Regions from separate parts of the Mus musculus genome. Here region 2 is linked to region 1. Evidence: chromatin loops called from intact Hi-C (ENCODE). Cell type or tissue: gastrocnemius. All regions are shown on one strand. Each heading gives the region's core, and the rest is flanking DNA. Links, peaks and the distances in the headings are about the cores only. Region 1 holds the start of Uxt (ubiquitously expressed prefoldin like chaperone). Region 2 holds the start of Araf (Araf proto-oncogene, serine/threonine kinase).

Region 1 (2,915 bases), core at 101-2,600:
CTCTCCATCTCTTTTAGCATGCTCACACAGTCCTAGTTCTAAATACCTAACTTTCTATTCAGATTAGTAATGACAGCAATAGCAATCATCCAGTTGTTGAGTCTTTAGTGTATTTCAGGCACTGGGGTCAAATTCCTTTCCTAAAACAACTATTTAGGTTATTTGTTTTATTACCCAAGACAATATCTGAGTTTCTCAGGCTAAGTATTGAATTTGTAAACACACCAAACAATTCTTTCCTCTCAGCCTCAATATAATAATAGTGGGGTTTATCTGCATTTTTAAAATGTGTTCTTACTTGCATTTATGTGTTTATTTTGTGTACATGTATGGGTGCCATGATACATACCTGGAGGTCAGAGGTCAGGTTTTTGGGAGTCTTTCTTTCTTCCACCATGTGGGTCCCAGAGATCTAACTTAGGGCATGGGGTTGGAGGCAAGCCATCTTGCTGGCCCTAGTTTGCTTGTTTTGAGACATAATCTCAAAGCCCAGGCTATACACAACCTCGAATGTAGGTGAAGATCACCTTCAACTCTGGGTCATCCTGCTCCTGACACTATCCCAAGTACAGCAATTGCAGGCCTGTGTCACCACACTGGATTTTTTTTAAAATAGAATATTGTTCTATTTTCAAGGCTGGCTTGTAATCCTGGCTAAACAAGTGAATTTTCCCATCTCTCCACTAGAAGTGGCACACACCATGGAGCTTGAGCCTGGCTTTATTCTATTTTTTTCTCCCTTTGAGAAAGTTAGTCTGTAGCCCAGACTGGTTCTCAGCTTTACAAAGATCCTCCTGCTTCTGGCTCCCAAGTGCCGGAGTTGACACATTTAAAACTCAAACACCACGTTAAGAAGGCCTAATAAACTTTTCCATTTCACAGATGAATAAAGTTCACAAAGGTGAAGTAAGGTACAACTTGTTCATAAATATTGGTTAAATGGCCTAGTCAGAAACACCCTGTGTTCGGAATGACTATTTTAAACCAACAAACAAGGTCAGAGCTCTGCTAAAGGGACAAGTTCCAACCACATCTCAGCCCAGAAGTCAACCCTATTCCCAGAAGTCTGGGCGGCCAATCCGAAAGTTTGGTCGGCATTCTGTCCCACCCACCACGTGAAATTTCTCAAACGTCACGCCTCCCACGTTGTCACTCACTGCAAGTCTCGCTGCAGTACGTCACTGATAAAGGTCTCGTACCGCAGCACTTTCTCCCCCACCGTATCCAAGGCCCGCCGTTTCGGGGGCGTCGCCATGACGGGCACCTGGGGGAGTAAAGGGGGGGGCACGTTGAGCGCTCTATTTAAACTTCACAAAATTCTCTCCAGCCACTCAACGTTGGGGATGACTTCTTTCGGCTCGAGCTACGGAGTTGCTTCTGCCCAACCCGATTTTGGAACTCGTTCACTCACCGGTACAGGAGTACGGCGTTTACCGTAGGGCCACCGGCAATAACTGTTAGTATGAGCCGCGGCTTCCGGGTGGCGCGGATGGATGATGTAATTTCCAGCAAGGGAGCCAACCAAATCGATGGGAGGGGCGGTCCGGCGTGTGGGAAGATGCACTTAGGGGAAGGGCTGCAGGCGGGGCCTGAGTGAATCCTTGGAGGTAGCAGGATCCTATGGATCTAGATGGGCCTGGCACGCCGCGGTCTGCCAGCAGGCGGATCGTCGCGAGCTGGCGGGAGACTGGTTTGGGTGACGTTCAATGAGATTTGGCGGGTTCTGAGGGAGGGTGGACTTACAGGAAGGTAGGGAGAGGGAGTTAAGTGTTTATAATTAGTAATTTGAAGTGTGTGTGTGTGTGCGCGCGCGCGTTGGTACTGAACTTATAGGCAGTTGTGAGCTACCATGATGTGGGTGCTGATAATGGAGTTTACATTCTCTGCAAGTTTTATGTGTTTTTAACTGATGAGCCATTTCTGTATTCCCCCCTCCTTACTCTTACATTTGTTTTCCTATTTTATGTGTTTTGTCTGCATGTTTATGGACTACATGCGTGCATTGCCCACAAAGGCCAGAAGAAGTTGTGGGATTCCCTGGAACTGGAGCAACCAACAGTTTGTGTGCACCATGTGGGTAATGGGAATCGAACCTGGGTCCTCTATAAGACTGGCCAGTGCTCTTAACTACTGAGGTATCTATATAGTCCCTATTTTTTTCTTTTAGAAACATTTCTATTCTTTGAGAGTTTCATAGATGTATGCAATATATTTTCATCATCTCCACTCCCTTTTCCCTCCAACTCCTCCTAGACTCCTCCTACCACATTTTCCTCCAATTTCATATTCTCTTTAAAACAAACAAACCAAATCAAAACCAAAAGAACTCACTGAGACCACTTAAGCATTTAATAATTTTAAAAGCACAAGAGTGCCTATAGACCAGCAAGGATTATGGTACTAATCTATAAGGAAGGCAGTATATCCTGTGGGGATCTGTTTGAAAAAAATATATGTTGCACACATTGTTTGGTTTTCACCCTCCATAAAGGGAATGAATAAGAGCACATAAAAATGTTTAAATGGAGACAAATTTTAAGAAATTTATCTTGAATGAATTTCTGCTTGGTGGCATGCAGTCCATGATGAGGGCTACAGAGAAACCTTGTCCCCCAAACCAAAACCAAAATTTGATGTTACATGTATTTAAAAGTAAATTTGATGTGCTTAAAGCAGATATTAGGAAGCTATATAATATTAGTTAATCTTTATTTGCTAAGGAGAACAGTTTAGATAGACTAGAGTTGGGTCTGTTAAGTTTATTAACATATTTCATGTAATTTTTCTTTAATTTAAAAGATACTTTTAGGTTATCCAAATGGCTCACTGGTTAAACGGTGCTAACCAGTCTGACAGCCTGAGTTCACTCTGCACGGCGGCTTGTAGGTTACTGCTGTTCCTGACATAGAGATAGC
Region 2 (2,915 bases), core at 176-2,675, 110 kb before region 1:
TCTAGTATTTTTTTGTTTTTAGTTTTTACATTTCCTAATATGAATAAAGCTAATCTGAATATGTGCATACATGTTTTAGTGTGGATATGTAATGGGCTGTGGTTGGCTCACCATAGCCAATTTAGGGCCTTTCTTAATTCTGGTTCAGTGATGTCATATTGGTAGTTTGAAACATCCACTGTAGGAATCTTTATACCACAACTGACAAATGTTACAAATTACAATTGTTTTCTTTTTGAAAAGCTGGTTGTTAACATTTACCAGCATACCATGTGGGTATATGTTTTCATTTCTCTAGAGTAAACACTTAGAAATGATGTTGTTGGATTCATGATTGATTGATTTTCAAATTATTTCTTGTCCTGTTTTTGCAAAGAACTTAAAGAAAGAAATCTTATCTTTTTATAGAACCAACAGACTCAGCCCATTACATACAGGTTCTCAAAATAACTACTAGCTCGTTTTGAAGTAAGAAAACGTGACGGTACCATTTGGGACACAGAGTTTCTCTTAAATTCATCTAGTAGTCAGGGTGGCCATCTGTTACTTAACTATATCCAAAGGAAAACCAAGACTCATATCTTAGAAGAAAGAAGGAACAACTTTGAGCTGGACACATAGAGGAAGTTTGCATCAGACAGGGAGATAGGGGTGTTGTTACATTTGAAAGAGATGGTTTCAAGGCCTTTAGGAAAATTTTCTGTGGTTGTAAAACTGGCAAGAGACTGCCATACTCTTTGGGGAGGGGCAGGGTGCTGAGAATTTAACTCAGGGCTTTGTGGTTCATTCTCTTGTTGAGCTACAACCCTAGAACTAAGCTTTTAAGGAAGATTTATCTATCTATCTATCTATCTATCTATCTCCAATAGACAGAGAAAATAAAAGTTTTCTGAAGGAAATGCTCCAAAAAAAGAATGTAGGTACATACACATGTGTGTGTCTGTGCCTTTTCTTATTCTGATGCCTGGGTAAATTCAGTTTAAGAATTATATTCATCCTAAAATATGTCCACAAATGGCTGCCACAGGATTGCATTCCAGAACAACACTCCCTTCTTCACCTAGCCAGCTGTGGTCTGTCTTTCAAATTCCTCAACCCCTTTCCTCCCTCCCTAGAGCCAGACCTCCAGCACGGATCCGCTAATTAGCAAAAGTTATGACTACAGTTTCTTAGAGCTGGTAAATACTGAACATCATTTAGTCTGAGTCCACCCTGTTTTAAAGACCATCAAATTAAGATATATGAATAGTCCTTTAAAATGTGCTTTACACTACTGGCCAAATTGCATTTAAGGGTTTCTCTTGCTCAGATCAGTCTTAAATGGCCAGAAAATACAAAACTGAAATGGAGTCGTGCCTCTGACACGCACACCAAAAAAAGACAAGCTTCTTTATTCTATAGCACGGTTAGGGTTAAAGTCCTTAAAACGCAGTAGTCGCCCTGACTGCGCCTGCGCGCCAATCAGGACAGGCGAATTTGCCCTAGAGACAGCCATTTGAGCCCACCCCTCCTAATCCGGAACACGACCCACATTCCGCTGGCCCTGTCTTGATGGGCATGATCATCCTCCAATAAGAATGGAGAGACGAGTCACAGCGAGCCAATAGCAAAAAGCCTAGGGACGGTGGCGGTGGACTGAGAGGAAACAAGAAGACAAGCCCAAGATGGAGGCGGTGGTGGTGGTAGCGGTGTGACAGGTGAGGGCAGGCCCGGTAGGGTTCGGGTTTTGGAGCGGCTGCGGGACCCGGGTATGAAGTCCAGACCGAAAGCTCAGCTCCAAGATGCTTCCGTCTGAATCTCAGCGTTCTCCCGCCCGGAACCAAAGGAGTGGTTTGACCAGGGCGAGACCGTCGTCATCGACCGTGGGAGTGGATGGAGGAGTCGGCCTGCAGGCTGCAGTGGTGGTTTCGCTTGCTGCGCGTGGCAGTGCACCTGCACAGAGCTTGAAGCCCTTGGGGAGGGCGGGACGGAGCCAAATTGGGTCTGGGGTCTGGGGCTTGGGTGCGAAATTCCAAGGTGAATTCTTAAACCCCTTAAAATGTCTAATGACGTTTCCTCACGACGTCCAGGAGATGCAGCTCTCTCCCATGGTTCCTTATTGCCCTTCATATTCTACGCCACCTAGGAAGATGTCTGACGATTACCTCATTATCCCTAGTTCACCCTAATCCCTTTCCATGATTTCACAGTGCGTTTACACCAGTAATCTGTTTGTGACCCCCAGTAGTTATCAGGTACAGTTTTTGGAAACCCTTCCCCCAACCTCACCTCCATCTTCTTCATCTGGATACCATTGTCTTCCTTTGCCTTTCCTCTTGATAGTGTTTTCTGATGAGCCATCATTGCCACTGCATTTGATTTAGTGTGTAATGTGGTCTGTTATCCAGCTGTTTTTCACAGTCTGTAGTGACTCTTATTACATCTCTCTTTAGTCTAGGGTATGGCGAACCTCTGTGGACTCTAGAGGGTCTGGTGACCTCTATTAGCTACCTGACAGTACCTTTGATTCTACCATTAGCCTTATAGCTTATGCTCTGGAATACCCACAGTGCCTTTTAAGGTCATTGGTACTGTCTTCATTTCCTTCAATCTAAAAACAAGGTCTGATGATCCTCCATTTTCCTGTCCCCTGTCTGTGTCTGATTACCCATTCTCTGAAGCTAAGACAGCCTGTTTATTTCCATTGTGTGCCTGAGACCTGTGATTTTTCAGTGCAGTACATAATGGCTTCCCCATTAATCTCTAGAGAGTCATGTGTTCTGCACTGTCCAGAACCGTGTGCACTGTCTCCTCACTGCAGTGAGTCTCAGATCTTGGTACTCAACTATGACATAAGCAATAGGAGATTCTCAGCAGAGAAGGGTTAGTATCATTGGGCTGGTTCATAAAAAGTGGGATTTAGGGAACAGTGGGAA

The links. Hi-C counts contacts between places; a loop is a spot of excess contacts. Peaks named below come from ENCODE experiments on the same cell type or tissue, not always from the same donor. Only the 100,000 strongest peaks of a DNase experiment are listed, where the experiment ranks them.
Region 2: a loop joins it to region 1, with 3 times the contacts of the local background. A loop is called at or near these places in 4 of 42 quality-filtered maps.

Annotation. Positions count from the first base shown.
Region 1 is chrX:20,960,523-20,963,437 of GRCm38, forward strand. It overlaps Uxt (ubiquitously expressed prefoldin like chaperone), which reads right to left and starts at 1,456. Exons shown (of 7, transcript NM_013840.3): 1 at 1,412-1,456; 2 at 1,158-1,264. The coding sequence starts at 1,255. A230072C01Rik (RIKEN cDNA A230072C01 gene) reads left to right here and starts at 1,154. Exons shown (of 6, transcript NR_027445.1): 1 at 1,154-1,190; 2 at 1,328-1,456; 3 at 2,015-2,135. In gastrocnemius, for the core only: a CTCF peak has its summit at 1,658; DNase peaks (open chromatin) are centred at 462, 1,175 and 1,526; H3K4me3 peaks cover 1,776 bases; H3K27ac peaks cover 1,939 bases.
Region 2 is chrX:20,846,923-20,849,837 of GRCm38, forward strand. It overlaps Araf (Araf proto-oncogene, serine/threonine kinase), which reads left to right and starts at 1,621. Exons shown (of 16, transcript NM_009703.2): 1 at 1,621-1,697. In gastrocnemius, for the core only: no CTCF peak of the experiment used is centred there; a DNase peak (open chromatin) is centred at 1,538; H3K4me3 peaks cover 1,667 bases; H3K27ac peaks cover 1,715 bases.